Regions from separate parts of the Homo sapiens genome. Here all the other regions are linked to region 3. A link is a contact called in ENCODE Hi-C or POLR2A ChIA-PET data. All regions are on one chromosome and are shown on one strand. The core of a region is the stretch at or near the end of the contact, and the rest is flanking DNA. Distances in the headings are between cores, read along the strand shown.

Region 1 (2,977 bases), core at 402-2,901, 3.4 Mb after region 3:
TTTGAACCCAAGTGGGGCTGTGCAAAGCTAGTACTTTTAGCCATTGTACTATGAAAGCAATATAAATTACTGATCTCTGATTGCCCTATAGATTTTTCTGAAACAGTTATTTATTTGTCTATCTATCTTTTGAAACAGAGTCTCATTCTGTTGCCCAGGCCGGAGTACAGTGATGCAAACTTGGCTTACTGCAACCTCCGCCTCCTAGGTTCAAGAGATTCTCATGCCTCAGCCTCCTGAGTAACTGGGGTTAACCTGAGTAACAGGTGCGTACCACCATGCCTGGCATTCTCTCGTATTTTTATTAGAGACGGGGTTTCGCCATGTTGGCCAGGCTTGTCTTGAACTCCTGACCTCAGATGATCCACCTCCCTCGGCCTCCCACAGTGCTGTGATTACAGGTGTGAGCTACCATGCCTGGCCTGAAATAGTCTTTTAACTAAACTTTTTACTTTGTAATAATTGTAGATTTATAGAAAAGTTGCAAAGATAGTACAGAGAGTTCCCGTATGCCCTCCATTCTGCTCCCCCTAATGTTAACATCTTAGATAACCTTGATGTGTTTGTCAAAACCACAAAATTAGGCCCGGCACGGTGGCTCCTGTCTGTATTCCCAGCACTGGGAGGCTAAGGTGGGAGGATTGCTTGAGCCTAGGAGTTCAAGATCAGTCTGGGCAACATAGTGGAGCTCATCTCTATAAAAAGTTAAAAAATTAGCTAGGCATCGAGCACCTATAGTCCTAGCTACTTGAGAGGCTGAGACAGGAGGATCACTTGAGCCCAGTAGGTCGAGGCTGGAGTGAGCCATGGTCACACTATTGCACTCCAGCCAGGGTAACAGAGCGCCTACAAAATTAATGTTGGTACAATGCTATTAACTAAACTTTAGACTAGATTTGGATTTGGATTTGGATTTCTCCAGTTCCACTAATGTCCTTTTTCCACTCCAGAACCCAATCCAGAATACAACATTACATTTAGTGAAACAGTTTTTTAAATTGTATTTCAAAGTTATATTTCACCCACCAATTTTTAAAATCAGTACTTAAAAATGGCCAGGCGTGGTGGCTCAGGCCTGTAATCCCAGCACTTTGGGAGGCAAAGGCAGGTGGATTGAGAACAGCCTGGCAAACATGGCAAAACCCTGTCTCTACTAAAAATACAAAGATTAGCCAGGCGTGGTGGTGTGCACCTGTAGTCCCAGCTGCTCAGGAGGCTGAGGCAGGAGAATCACTTGAACCCAGGAGGCAGAGGTTGCAGTGAGCCGAGATCATGGCACTGCACTGCAGCCTGGGCGACAGAGCAAGACTCTGTCTCAAAACAAATAAACAAACAAACCAAAAAACTTTAAAATCAGTGAAAATGTGCCATTCCTAGTCCTGTTAGTCTTACACTGCATTCTGCCCTGTCCCTGTCCTGCTCAGACATAGGCTGAGGCCTGTGGTTCCGTCGCCCAGGCTGCTTGTCAGTTGGTTTCCTGCTGGTTTTGGCCAAGGGCAGTAGAAAGAAACCAGGGTATTTCTCCTCCCCCACCGCCACCCTTCTTTAATCTGCATTTCCGGCAATGTCTCTAGCTCCTCTGGGAACTGATGGCTGTGGTTCAAACTTCCCCTGGGTGACCCTGGGCCCCAGGCTCACCATCTCTTCATGTGGTGGCTTCCTGCCATTGACAATTGCGGGATGGCTTTGTCTTCCCCTGGTTGGCCTCTCAACTCTCCCATCACTGATGTAACCAGTCTCTGGTTTTAAATCCTTAGAATGCTGTCTGTATGCCTGGCTGGTCCCCGCCTGACACATGTGCCTGAGATGCCTCCACACTTGGTCTTCCTGCCCTTGTGGCCCTAACACCCTCACAAAGCTGAAAACTGCTTCCAGTGAAAGGTTCTGTGTAAAAGCGACAGAGGACCTAAGATGAACTCTTGATGTCAACAGTTGTGGTTTCTGCAGCCACACTAACCACACAGATGTCAGCACAGCTGCACTCACACCTACTTCTTCATTTTGCAGGATGGCCAGAGACAATAAAAGCACGAGACCCAAGTAGTCTACCGAAGTCTCCATCTCTGTGGACCTACAGAGGCACAGAGGGCTGCTCACAAGATGGCTTTAGACATTCTCGCCATGGCCCCTTTGTATCAGGCCCCTGCCATCAACAGAATAGGGCCAAAGACAGACCCATCTAAAAGGCCAGCTGATCCACTAAAACCCTTGGTTCTCTCTAGGACCAAACTCACCACCATTGAGGCCAAAAGGATCATGTCCATCCTGGATGAGGCGATCTACAAGGTGGAGCTGGTGACCTTGCTGTCGTATGTGGCATCCAACAGAGAGGATATGGAGGGGATGCTGGGGGAGGACGTCATGAGGGCAGTGAGAGAGCATGAGGATCTCTGCCAGGTCCTCCTTGAAAACGTCAGGTGCCTGAAAGAGAAAGAAAGGCAATTGCAGGAGCAGAAAGAGGCTGAGGAGGAAGGGTGGCTCAGAGACCGCCTCCTTTCCATAGAGCTGCAGAAATCCAGCCTCTCACCACTTATGCAGCAGATCAAAGACTCCACCAAGAACGTCCTTAGACTCTTGCTCAGCAACCCCCAGGCTGCTAGGCTCCTGCAGATGCAGACACAGGGTAGAAGTGCAGAAGCCCAGAATTTTATTGACAGCCTGATAGAGCTCCGTGGTTTCCTGTTTGAAAAACTACTCACTAGTCCCATGGAAGCGAGGGATAAGGCCCAGTTCTTACAGGATATCAGTAGACAGAATAGTAATAACCAACAAATCATTGATACTCTTGAAAAGGAATTGGCGGAGAGAATGAAGAACAGGAATGCAGAGGTATTGTTTCATAGTATTGCTGAAATTACTGAAGAAGCCACACAAATCTTTTGTTGGTTGGGTTTTTCCTCAATGATTGATTTTTTTTTTAAGATGGAGTCTCGCTCTGTTGTCCAGACTAGAGTGCAGTGGTGTAATCTCGACTCAC
Region 2 (2,822 bases), core at 184-2,683, 3.5 Mb after region 3:
TCAATGATTCATTCATCAATCTGTTCATGCCTTAGTTCATTAATTTAAGCACTATTTCATTTAGTCATTCAACAATTCTTGCATTAGTTCATTCACTTATCCATGCCCTAGTTCACATATTCATATATTCCTTCATTCAATGATTCATTCATTCATTGATTCTTTCCTTAGGTCATTCATTCGTGCCTGCAGTCATCCATTATGTTATTTTATTTTATTTATTTATTTAGAGACAGGGGTCTCCCTATGTTGCCCAGGCTAAGTCTCAAACTCTTCGGCTCAAGCAATCCAACCGCCTTGGCCTCCCAAAGTGCTGAGATGACAGGTGTGAGCCACCATGACCGGCCCCACTTTTTTTTTTTTTTTTTTTCCAGGCAGAGTATTGCTCTGTCGCCCAGGCTGGAATACAGTGGCACAATCTAGGCTCAATGCAATCTCCGCCTCCAGGTTCAAGCGATTCTCCTGCCTCAGCCTCCTGAGTAGCTGGGACTACAGGCATGCACCACCTTGCTGGGCTAATTTTTGTATTTTTAGTAGAGATGGGGTTTTGCCATGTTGGCCAGGCTGGTCTCGAACTCCTGACCTCAGGTGATCCACCCACCTCAGCCTCCCAAAGTGCTGGGATTACAGGTGTGAGCCACCGCCCCTGGGCCCCTTATGCTTTTTTTAAATTGATACCTTTATGTATTCTCCATCTTCAGCCCACTCCCGTATTCAGGCATTCAGACATTCCTTCATTTACCATCATCCTATTTAAAAATGTGCACCCCCCACGTACTTTCCCCTCTCTCCTTCCCCGCTCCATTTTCTCCCTCAGATATACTTCACATTCTACCCATTTATCTTGGTTTCTGTCTGTCCCCCCCTCGCTAGAATGTAATAGCCACAAGGTCAGGGATTTTGTTTTATTTACTGCTATATCCCCAGCACCTGCACACAGCAGGTGCTCGAGCGATATTTGTTGAATGAATGAATAAATTCATTAGGTCACAAATGGATTCTTTTTTTTTTAATTCATTCACACTTTGTGCTCATCCCTGCATTCGTCCATTCCTTCATTTGCTTATTTGTTACTTTCATTCATCTGTTTGTTTCATTTGTTACTTCCTTCAACAAACAACTGCTGACTGCCAGGTGGGCCCCCTTTCATAAAGGAGGGCACTGAGGCTTTACTCCAAACCACAGCTTCATGTTTGCCAAAGCTCTGCGTGCTCCCCTGACAGCAAGGCTCCACGGGAAACTCTGGGCTAACCAGAGATAACCCAAGGTCCAGGCCGCAGGACTTCTCAGAGCCTTTAGCCTGCTCTGTGTCTTGGGGCTGATGAAGTGAGTCTTTTGCTGGGTTCATTTGGCACACCTGCAGAAAGGCTGCACACTTGACTTCCCCTCAACTGCGGGAAAGTCCCTTAAGCCTCCTCAGGCCTTAGTGGCCCCATCTCAAAAAGAGGGGTGATCATCCATGACCCAGCCCTTCCCTCTCACACAGTATTTGGGGGAGGAGTGAGTGAGAACAGCTGCAGAGGGTCTGGGTGGGACCCCAGGGCTGGGAGGCAGACAGCCCTCACTTCAAGTCCTGACTTTCTGACTTTCCAGCTCTGTGACTGTGCGTAGGCAACTCAGCATCTCTGGGCCCCAGTTTTCTCATGTTGAAAATGGGCATAAGCAGACATGCAATAGAAGACTGCTGCGTTTGCCAGCTGTAGCAACAGTTGCTTGTGGGGTTGCTGAGAGGATCAATTGAGATAAATACCGTGTCTACTCTGATGATTCCAAAATCTGCCATCTTTGGCCCCGTCTTCTCCCCTGGGAGCCAGGTTCATGACCCTTCCCTGGAGAGGTTTAACAGGCACCTTGAACTCAGCTCTGCTCTCCCCTGCCCCAAACCTGCTCCTCCTGAAGTCTTCACATAGCAATTCCTGGCAGCTCCTGCGCTTCCGGATGCTCTTCCTTGGACCCCCAAATCTTGGTCTCATCCTTGACTTCTACCTCATATCCCACCTCCAATCTGTCAGTAAATCCAGTCATCTCCACCTTCAAACACATCCACATCTGACCACTGCTCCCCACTGCACTCACACCACCCAGTCCCCGCCATGTTATCTCTCCTGCCTGGACCATTGCAGTAGACTCATGACTGGCCTCTGTAATCCATTTCCCATACCGCAGCCAGAGGGATCCTGCTCAATGCAAGTCAGATCACATCTTTCCTCTGCTCAAAATCCTTCCTGGCTTCCGCTCACTTGGAGTAAAAGCCAAAGTCCTTGCCATGACCTACAACGAAATCACACATTGTGGGGCCCTGTCCTCCTCTGGCATTGTCTACCTCCCCCTTATCACTCACTCCATTCCAGCCACCCTGGCCTCCTTGCTGTTCCTCAAATACACCAGGCACTGTCCAGCCTCAGGGCCTTCTCACTGGCTGTTCCCTCTGCCTGGAATATGACCTCACCATTCCCAGATGTTCTCATCATTTCCTCCCTTCTTTCTTACAGGTGTGTGTTCAAACATCTAAAAGTGCAGCCCTCCTATTGCTGTCCTCTGAGCTTGCTTTATTTTCCTCCCTGGCACTTGGCATTACCTGACTGACTATATATATATATGAGAGAGAGTCTTTCTCTGTCACCCAGCCTGGAGTGCAGTGGCGTGATCTCGGCTCACTGCAACCTCTGCCTCCCAGGTTCAAACGATTCTCCTGCCTCAGACTCCCAAGTAGCTGGCATTACAGGTATGTGTCACCCAGCTGATTTTTTTTGTATTTTTCGTAGAGACGGGATTTCACCATGTTGGCCAGGCTGGTCTCGAACTCCTGACCTCAGGTGATC
Region 3 (2,889 bases), core at 138-2,637:
CTTTTATAAGGATACCTGTCATTGGATTTGAGGTCCACCCAGGTAGTCTAGGATGATTCAATCTTGAGATCCTAAAATTAATTTACACCTGCAAAGATCCTTTCTCCATTAAGGTCACATTCACAGGTGCTGCAGCACATTAGACTGTGGACATATCTTTTCTTTTTTTGGTGGAGGTGTGACTGGGGAGACACTATTAAACCCACTACAGTGTAAAAGTAGGCCAGATGTGATGGTTCACACCTGTAATCCCAAGACTTTGGGAGGCCGAGGTGGGCGGATCACTTGAGGTCAGGAGTTCGAGACCAGCCTGGCCAACATGGCGAAACCTCGTCTCTACTAAAAATACAAAAATTAGCTGGGCGTGGTGGCGCACCTGTAATCCCAGCTAGTCGGAAGGCTGAGGCAGGAGAATCACTTGAACCCAGGAGGCAGAGGTTGCAGCGAGCCGAGAGCGCGCCACTGCATTCCAGCCTGGGCGACAGAGGAAGACTCTATCTAAATATATATATATACATATACATACATATATATATATATATATATATATATATATATATATATATATATATATATATAGCCAAACTTAGCTTTATTTCAGAGCCGTTGCTGGGCCTGGGAGTGGAGAGAGATCAGGAGAGCGCCACCAGCTTGGATCGGTTAGTGAGCTGCGGTGGTTTTTGTTTTTGTTTTTTTTTTCTTGACAGTGTCTCCTATTGTTTTGTATTTCTCTTTTGTTTTGAGGTTTTCTGCCATCTTTTCTGGAAGGTGCATGATGCTCAGCTCTGTGGTTATTTTTGCCCAACAGCTGTGTTTCCGGTGAGCGGCTGTGGGATTCTTCTGACTCAGCAAAACTGGAGCAGTAACCGTCAAGAAGCCATTCAAGCAAGGCTAGAAATAAAGAAGCTGTTTCTTCACCGTCCCCTCCTCCTCCTCTCACTTCCCTCCCCATGGGTACCTTTTGAAAGTCTCACAAAGCACTTTGAAAAAACTACTTGGACCAGTATGCTGGAGGGTTGACTGAAGGTGGCCCCTCCGCTGGGCTTTAAGCAAACAGATAAATTCTGGAAAGGACTCTGCCCTGCCAGCCTGGCTGTGGCCTTCGGAAGGCCCCTCCCAACATGCCCCCACCCGCCGATCACATGGACTGTGTCTTACAAGTTTCCCACAGGTCTGACTAGTGAAAGCAGAGGCTGTGGGGACTTTTGTGGTTTTTCTAGGGTGTGGCCCCACTTTGCCTTCACCAGGCCTGAGTATCTATGCCGTGCAGCTTGCCTGCTTCTCAAAGGTCATGATTTCCACCCTGGGGCTGGGAGGCAGCTACATATTCCTACCCGCTGGCACAGGATCTGGCCCTGCACTCCCGAGAGGTGGCTGCGAGCCTTGCGGAGGCAGAGAGAGAACAAAATGGAAAGGAATCTTCCTCCCGGAGAGCCATCTTCTGTGCATGCCGGTGCCTGCAAAAGACAGGCGAGGCGAGACAGCTGCACCTCGGGCCTCGTCGCTGTTGCTGAGAAAGAAAGGAACAAATAAATTTAGCTCCATCCTACGCATCCTTTGCAGCTGCTGATTGACCAAACAGAAAGAGGCCTCTATTTCAACCCTGGCTTCTCAGCTTTTTGCCTGATGGGGTCTGCTATCGCCCTTTACAAGGGACTTTTGAAGGAGGAAACGGGCCGTGGCCTTATTTAGCGCCTGGCCGGCTGGAGGCTGCACAGACAGGAGTTCAAGTTTAGGGTGTCTCTTCTTGCCCATCCCAAAGCAAAATGGTGGCCCGGAAACGTTTCCAAATGGGCTTCGGCTCCTGGAATTTCCAATGTATTTATTTGGAAGCCAGAACATGGTGGGTGGAGAGATGTGTAACTGTGCCGAGGCCAGCCTATAGCTCCCGAAGCCATTAGTTTAATAGCACCATTTGTGGAAATAAAGAACTCGCTGACTGGGCTTGAAGGTAAAAGACTGGAACGAAGCACTGAGGGGGTTTCGTGGGGCTCACTAGCGTGGAGAGGTCCCTGCGGGATGGGGGACAAGCTGTGTGGACTTTGAGTCAGATAGACTTGGGTTCCAGTCCTAGCTCTATCACCTAAAGGCACGTTGTCTCTGGACAAAGAGAGCCTTTGCTCTGTGATATGTAAGTGAAATGCTAGCTGTGACACTGAACCTCTCTGAGCCTCAGTTCCTTATCTGTAAAACAGCAATGATGACACGAGGTCGTCACAAGGATTAAATGACAAAGAATACTGAACCTACATAGCCCAGCTCTTGCTGTGCCATGATGGTGTAGAGTGGCCCCTGTTTGACCTGCCCAGGCCCATTCTCCAAAGAAGCTGTACAGGTGAGGTGGCTCACCCCTGTAATCCCAGTACTTTGGGAGGCCGAGAAGGGAGGATCACTTGAGCCCAGGAGTTTGAGGCCAGCCTGGGCAACATAGAGAGACCCCATCTCTGCAAAAAAATAAAAAAAATTAGCTGGGTGTGGCGGTGCACGCCTGTGGTCCCAGCTACACAGGAGGCTAAGGTGGGAGGATCCCTTGAGCCCAAGAGGTCCAGGCTGCAGCCTGGGTGACAGAGCAAGACCCTGTCTCTAAAAAAAAAAAAAAAAAAAAAAAATAGAAGGTGTTTCTTCCCCAATCCTCTCCTTTCATTTCCCTCCCCGTGAGTACTATTTGGAAGTCTCACACGGCACTTTTTAAAAACCACTTTAAGTCCGGGTGCAGTGGCTCATGCCTGTAATCCCAGTACTTTGGGAGGCCAGGGTGGGTGGATTACTTGAGATCAGGAGTTCAAAACCAGCCTGGCCAACATGGTGAAGCCTCATCTCTACCAAAAATACAAAAATTAGCGGGACACGGTGGCACATGCCTGTAGTCCCAGCTACTCAGGAGGCTGA

Evidence for each region. A loop is a pair of places that touch in the nucleus more often than their neighbours do. ChIA-PET counts read pairs that join two places held with the same protein, here RNA polymerase II (POLR2A). Pooled maps may share reads with other maps.
Region 1: a loop to region 3 is called in a map of naive thymus-derived CD4-positive, alpha-beta T cell, with 14 times the contacts of the local background. The contact joins the enhancer-like site here to the promoter of MAP1LC3B2 in region 3. A Hi-C loop is called at or near these places in 1 of 168 maps with a recorded cell type or tissue (naive thymus-derived CD4-positive, alpha-beta T cell), 2 of 37 single-sample maps with no recorded cell type and 6 of 50 pooled maps. POLR2A ChIA-PET finds 5 or more read pairs at or near these places in 1 of 52 experiments (CD8-positive, alpha-beta T cell).
Region 2: a loop to region 3 is called in a pooled map, with 12 times the contacts of the local background. The contact joins the enhancer-like site here to the promoter of MAP1LC3B2 in region 3. A Hi-C loop is called at or near these places in 3 of 37 single-sample maps with no recorded cell type and 4 of 50 pooled maps.

What each region holds. Positions count from the first base shown.
Region 1 is chr12:113,207,290-113,210,266 of GRCh38, reverse strand. DRC10 (dynein regulatory complex subunit 10) reads left to right here. Exons shown (of 5, transcript NM_001330452.2): 2 at 2,008-2,829. The coding sequence starts at 2,101. Among named protein-coding and RNA genes, the nearest start is that of DRC10, 12 kb to the left of the region's middle. RefSeq lists enhancers at 1,259-1,418, 1,569-1,878, 2,089-2,218. Within about 2 kb of position 1,651, at least 17 of the 41 ENCODE cell types and tissues checked have a DNase peak (open chromatin) inside an H3K27ac peak, as active enhancers do; they include CD8-positive, alpha-beta T cell, where a contact is called at or near this core.
Region 2 is chr12:113,074,007-113,076,828 of GRCh38, reverse strand. All of the region lies in intron 2 of DTX1 (deltex E3 ubiquitin ligase 1), which reads right to left. Among named protein-coding and RNA genes, the nearest start is that of DTX1, 19 kb to the right of the region's middle. Within about 2 kb of position 1,433, at least 5 of the 41 ENCODE cell types and tissues checked have a DNase peak (open chromatin) inside an H3K27ac peak, as active enhancers do.
Region 3 is chr12:116,557,879-116,560,767 of GRCh38, reverse strand. MAP1LC3B2 (microtubule associated protein 1 light chain 3 beta 2) reads right to left here and starts at 1,387. Exons shown (of 2, transcript NM_001085481.3): 1 at 1,335-1,387. RefSeq lists enhancers at 794-893, 934-983, 1,204-1,543, 1,383-1,892.